Linked DNA regions of Homo sapiens: region 2 is linked to region 1. The links are chromatin contacts, found by POLR2A ChIA-PET in ENCODE. All regions are on one chromosome and are shown on one strand. Each heading gives the region's core, a stretch centred on a gene start or an enhancer-like site at or near the end of the contact. The rest is flanking DNA. Distances are from core to core; before and after follow the strand shown. Region 1 overlaps RIN2 (Ras and Rab interactor 2). Region 2 holds the start of RIN2 (Ras and Rab interactor 2).

Evidence for each region. ChIA-PET counts read pairs that join two places held with the same protein, here RNA polymerase II (POLR2A).
Region 2: POLR2A ChIA-PET joins it to region 1 with 13 read pairs in HepG2. The contact joins the promoter of RIN2 here to the enhancer-like site in region 1. POLR2A ChIA-PET finds 5 or more read pairs at or near these places in 3 of 52 experiments (GM12878, HepG2 and MCF 10A).

Annotation. Positions count from the first base shown.
Region 1 is chr20:19,916,554-19,919,751 of GRCh38, reverse strand. The region is part of intron 3 of RIN2 (Ras and Rab interactor 2); the gene reads right to left. Among named protein-coding and RNA genes, the nearest start is that of NAA20, 99 kb to the left of the region's middle. Within about 2 kb of position 1,603, at least 10 of the 41 ENCODE cell types and tissues checked have a DNase peak (open chromatin) inside an H3K27ac peak, as active enhancers do.
Region 2 is chr20:19,756,992-19,760,189 of GRCh38, reverse strand. It overlaps RIN2 (Ras and Rab interactor 2), which reads right to left and starts at 1,932. Exons shown (of 13, transcript NM_018993.4): 1 at 1,863-1,932. RefSeq lists an enhancer at 969-1,543.

The DNA.
Region 1 (3,198 bases), core at 354-2,853:
TCACTGCAGCCTCCACCTTCTGGGTTCAAGCAATCCTTCTGCCTCAACCTCCCAAGTAGCTAGGATTACAGGTGTATGCCACCACGCCTGGCTAATTTTTGTATTTATAGTAGAGACGGGGTTTCACCATGTTGGCCAGGCTGGTCTTGAACTCCTGAGCTCAAGTGATCTGCCCGCCTTGATCTCCCAAGGTACGGGGATTATGGTGTGAGCCACTGCACCTGGCCACAAATTTAAGATACTATTAATGATAACACACACTCTTATTTTATATAGTATCAAGAAAAAGAGCCCTGCCACTTTTATACACCATTGACTACAGGATATAAATGATTTCAGGGATAACATTTTGAAAATCTTATAACTGAAATGTGCTGACTTATGTCTTCATAGAGCTCAGGTTGAAGGGGCCTGCAGGTGTATAGGTCAAATATTAGTGACTTGTTTGGTTGCATTGTTAGTGACAAACATGCTGTGTGGGGACCAGCATCCTGGAATTTACAAAATAGAAACTGGCAGATGACCGGCAGGCCTTCCAGCATCCTGAGCTCTCCCTAAAACCCTCTCTGGATATAACCGGGACTCTCGCACGGCATCTGTCATCCCCCAGCTGGAAGGCTGACAAGAGCAGATTCCCACATGGCAAACAGTTGCTCCACCTCAGCTTCCTGGGGAAACACAAAGCCTGGAGCCCACTCCATGAGAAGTGAGAGCAACAATTCACTGCGGGGCCTTCCAGCCTCCCAGCCTTCAGAGAAACTCCATTGGAGAGTAGCTTGAGTAGATTTGCCGTGAATATCAACCTTGTTCTCCCACACATAGTTCAGCCACCAAAGGCTGTTCTTACAGCAAATATAACTATGCCAACTTCAATAAAGCACAAAATATTCCCTTGCAAAGGCATACTTGGGCTCTGCGTAACACATCTACCTAAGTGTCATCCCAGATGTCATTTTGTATTTTGTCTGATTTTTTTTTTTTTTTTAATTAAGGCCCAGACTCCGTAAAGTCAGATGCTAACTTCTGGAAGGTCTGTAAATTGCAAATGATGTTTGTCCAGTAGAAAAGAGAACCCCAGAGGTTTTAATTGTATTGCCTTTTATGTCTTTAGCCAGGTTTGTATTGGGTTGTACCTTTTGAAGTTGAGTTGTTTGAAGGTCAAAAAGTGGTTGAATGCTGACAATAGCAAGCTTATCTCTAACCTTCAAAGGTAGATATGCAAAAGTGGCTCATAGTAGATGACAAAGTTCGTTTAAGGTGTTATTCTTTTGCCCACTGAGTCTTTCCCAATCTTTGCCCCATTTGGAGCCAGCTTTAATGTCCTGTTGATCTCATTAATGAGTTAAATCAATCTTTGACACACACACACACACACACACACACACACACACACACACAATGTATTTGTATGAGAGTCACGTTTTTTCGTTTTTTGAAAATTATCCCTGAAGTTTACAGCTATCCATCTAAGCTATGGGACCTTGGCCTTGGGTGGGAGGTTGCTTAACCTTTCTGGCCTTTGGTTTCCTTAAGCTTAAAATAGACGAGCAGGTTTCCAGTGCCTCTTCTGGCTCTAACTTGGTGTCCCCCCAGCTGTCCCACTTTGCCTTTCCGGAATGCACTGGCGTGGGTGTCACAGTCACATTCACTTCCCTTTTACCATTTCTGGCTTCTTACCACTTGTCTTCACTGGGTTTTCTACAAGCACTAGAGAAAAAAGATGACTTGCTCTTTCTAGAAGACAATCTGAATGTGTATATCAACATTAAAGTATGAAAACTGTTGGATTCAGCATTTCTACTTCTAGGAATTGACCCAAAGAAATAATCAGATACATGTAAAAGAATGCTTTGGGCAATATCATTTATGATAGTGAACAGGGGAAAAAGTGCTAAATGTCAAACAGCTGTGGACTGGGTAAATAAAGTGTGTACCCCAATATGATGGAATGCTATTCCGCCTTTAAAAGGCGATTCCGCCTTTAAAACATATTTCTTGAGATGTACAGTATATATCGATATATTGTATGTCAATATATCAATATAGTGATATGTTATTAAGTGGAAATAAACAAGTTGTGAAAAGTATGTGTTCTCTGAGCTCACTTAAGTAATAGTTGTGGCTGCACTTATGTATGGATTTACATAATATAGTCGAATCACAGACAGAACAAAAATCTGAATGCATTAGTGTCAAGATGCTCACTGGCTTCATTCCCGAGTGGAGTGATTAGAGGTGGTACAATTTAGGTCTCTTTTCTTCTTTACACTTTTTAAATTTCACAGTAAAAATAACTATTATCATTTTAGGAAAAATAGAAGAAAAAGAATAATTTGATGGATGGAATTAACAGAGAGCCTGGAATTGGCAGCAGAGCAATCAGACAAGTTTCCTCTGGAGCTCCTGGGCTCAGCCATTTAGTACTCTGGACAGGTGCTTACATTTGCCATATGGAAGGCTGGCAACAGATCACTTGGTTGGTGCAATTCTTGGTAAAACAAAGGAAATAAGGCATTCGGTGGATGACCGTGGCACAGCTATTTAATTATGTTCCTCACTCCTGGGCCCTCTCCCTCCCTGAAGCTGGGGCTTTGCCATTTGGAGTCGTACCTTACCCACTCCGCCTGCCTTTTTTTTTTTTAAATTTTTTAAATATCTGCTTAATTACACAGCAGGGGCTGACTTCAATTGGAATGGAAGTCACTTTTCATTCTAAAACATTAGCTATGTGTCAGGTGGTTTTCACTTTTTCTCGTTGTAAACTCTGAGTTGTACTTTTCCTGCGCCCACTGCTTCTATGCCACTGTCTCCAGATGCCTATGAATTTCAAATGCACAGATGGAGCCAGGATCTGTATATCAAGCAGCATCTCCCCAAGTGGTTTCCACCCAACACAAGCAGTGTAGGATGTGAACAGGCACGATTTCAATACAAACACTACTGCTCGAACAACAGTGGAAGCACATTAAACATTCGATAAAATGAGGTCACTGAAGACTCCTCAGAACTTTTCAGATGCTGATGTCCAGGGTTGGTCTCCAGGGAGTGAATAAAGTATGCGGGGTTCCCCAAACCTACTGGCTTTAGGGCTTTCTGTTGATGATCATTTCTGGGGAGCAGTGGTCTGCAAAACTCTTTATTTTTTATTTTTTGGACAGGATCTCACTCTGTCGCCCAGGCTGGAGCTGGAGTGCAGCC
Region 2 (3,198 bases), core at 683-3,182, 160 kb after region 1:
TAGCCTGTGATGCTCTCTCTGGAGGTGCCAAAGCACGGGAGTGCATGAGTATTCCAGAGGCAATATTGGAACCTGAGGCAAAAAGGAAAATTAGCACCTCTATATCCACTTATGACAATATCCTCCTACATTTGAATTAGGTAAAAAGTTAATAAAAGCTCTGCATTCAGTGAACGTGACTACATCTGAAGCCAGAGTTGCTCAATCTGTTGCATGCCACTGTCAACTCTCAAACCACCAGGCAAGGGAACAAACAAATGGGGAGGTGGGGGAGGGAGACTGGATATGACTGTTCCCATTGAACAATGAAGCAGGGTTCTTTTTTTTTAGACAGAGTTTCACTCTGTCACCCAGGCTGAGTGGAGTGGCACAATGTCGGCTTACTGCAACCTCTGCCCCCAGGTTCAAGTGATTCTCCCACCTCAGCCTCCCGAGTAGCTGGGACCACAGGCACATGCCTTCAGGCCCAGCTAATTTTTGTATTTTTAGTAGAGATGGGGTTTCACCCTGTTGGCCAGGCTGGTCTTGAACTCCTGACCTCAAGTGATCTGCCTGCCTTGGCCTCCCTAAGTGCTGGGATTACAGGCATAAGCCACTGCACCCGGCCTATGAAGCAGGGTTCTAACAACACCCACCTGTATTTAAAATGTTGATTTTTGCTTATCATGAATTTTTTACATTCAATTTGGTTTTGTTAAAAAGATTGTATTAAAATACTATTTATCTTAATGATGGAGTGCTGCCCTGTGTGTTTCTTTTTTCCCAGTAAGCCCTTTGCACTCCCAGCAAGTGTTTCTTTTTGCTTCAGTATTTACAGTCCTTTTGGTCGAAGAGTACTCTGATGTTTCCTTACCGATGACAGCGTGTTCCTAAGAAACCCCAATGTGCCCAAAACCGCGCAAGGAAGTGCCGCTACACTGCGGAATTAGGAAAGCCCCAGGGATTTAAGAGCTCTGAGAAGACAGGCGCCTCTCAGGGCCCAGGGGACCGATCTTGCCCTGTATTTCTTGGCAACATATCATAGGCTTTCAAGCTGAACTTCTGCAAATCCTGCTGTCCCCGCGCGGTCGAGGGGCGCGCCACCGCCGGTGGGTGGACGCCGAGCTGGTGGGAGCCCAGGCCAAGGGTGGAGGCCAAGCCCAGAAGGGGGCGGGGAGGCCTCAAAGTGGGAAAGTGGCCCCGTCCCTTCCCGGCAGGAATCCGGGGCTCCTCCTCCGCCCGCTGCGCAGCCATCAATCACCGCGACAGCCCAAGTGCCCCCTGCCCGGACACAACAACCCTCCTGCTTTTCCACCCGGGGGAGGAAATCTCCGGTCGGAGCATCTGCCCTGCACACTGGCTGGACTCACCAGTGGGGTCCGCGCTGGGGATCAAAGCTGTGCGACACCGGGTCTGACCCGCGCGCTCAGGCGCAGGGAGCACTTGACACCCCACAGGCAGCCCTGCAGGTAGAACTCCTCAAAGGTCCCTACCAAACTCCGTCCGGTGCACACGCACGCACACCCGCACCTCCGCACCTCGAGCCATAGTGCCTGCACCCTCCAGCTGTCCCTCACCCCAGCCCCGCACAGGTCAGCTGAGGACACCCGGTGACCCTGCCGGGACCAGCGGCCACCTCGCGCTCCGGAATGTCACTCTGCCCCTTGTCCCCACTCCCTGATCCCCCTTCCCCCTTCCGTTCCCCACGATCCCCGAGGACGCGCTCTGGCTGTCTTCCTCAAGTCCCCTCCGGAGTAGGGAGAGAGTGCGCACAGCAGCACCCACGTCTGGAACCCCAGAGAGCCCCGCCCGTGCCCGGAGCCTCTCCGGGCTCTCTAGGTGCGGGCACAGGGGGTGGGGTCTCCGCTGCCACCGCCCCTTACCTCTCGCGGGCCCTCCCCGCAGGTCCCGGAGGCGGGGGCGACCGGTGGCCCCAAAGACGAGCGCGGGGCTGGGTTTCCCCGCCCGGGAGGAGCAAGAGGAGGAGGAGGAAGAGGAGGAAGGGGGAGAAAGGAGGGGAGGGGAGGGGAGAGGAGAGGAAAGAGGAGGAGGGGAGGGAAGGGCTTTGTGTTTGCCTCGGGCCGTCCCTCGGCAGTAGGGAGCCATCCCCCTCCCCCAGCCACCTTCCTGAGCTCGCAGAGGAGATGGGGCGGGGGTGATCGGATCGGAGGCAGCGACCAAGGCGCCTGCGCGACCCCAGGTCCGGCCCATCCCTCCATTCCCTGTAACCGCCAGCCTCCGCCCCTCTTGACAACCACCCGCTACGCTTACCCTGTTACAAGGAACCCAGGCTGCAACCAGGAAAAACTGCCATCAGAAAGTTTATCTAAGCCGGAGCAAACTTGGCTGGACCGGCCCCTGACCCGCCTTGGCGCTGCCGCCCCTGTCTTCTGCGGTCCCCGGCCAGGCGAGGACCAGAGTTTTGTTCTCGGAGATTCTTGCCTTTCTTGTTTTAGCACAAACGCGCACGCACCCCTTTCCCATAACGAGCCCCTCCGCCCAACTACAGATCCCGGGATCTGTTGCAGGGGCTGGAAAGGCCCCACTCGAGAGGCCTGAGCTGGCTGCGGCTCTTGGTTCCGGGGCAGGTTCTCCAGGGTTGGATACGCTCTGGACGCCTGGGCGGGTTGTTTTGCTTCGGCCTCGCTGGCCAGGGGCCCGCCCACCCCGCCTGGAACGCGGTTTGGATCGGCGCTGGGAGCCCTCCGTAACCCCAGCTGAAGGCCGCGCAGGCAGGCGGGGACGCCGGAGCTGCGGGGCCGGTTCCCAGCCAGCATCCAGCCTTTTCGGAATCAGGCGGGTCCCTGGTGATTCGCTGGGTTTTCCCACTTCCCACGGGGACCTCACCTTTGGGAATTAATTGCTGACAGTGTTAGAGTTACAAAGTAGCCAGTGTCACGGAGGGAACCTCAAAGAGACAAAGGGACACCTCGAAGGTGTCAGAGAGACGGTTGTTTTGGACAGAAACAGAACAGCGAAGCGGAAAGAAAACAGACCTTATTTCTGTTCTGTTCCACTTCAGATAGTAGCAGAGGAGACTTGGATTTCATTGGTGTTGGTTTTCGTGATTCCTGCCTTCTAAAATCCCAAGACTTATTTATCATTTATCATCAGCTCAGATCCCAGGAAAACAGTCCACTGCACTTCGGTTTCTGCTCCAAGTCACCCATTAAATAAATAATTGAACACCTGCTGGTGCCAGGCGCAGTTCTAATGCTT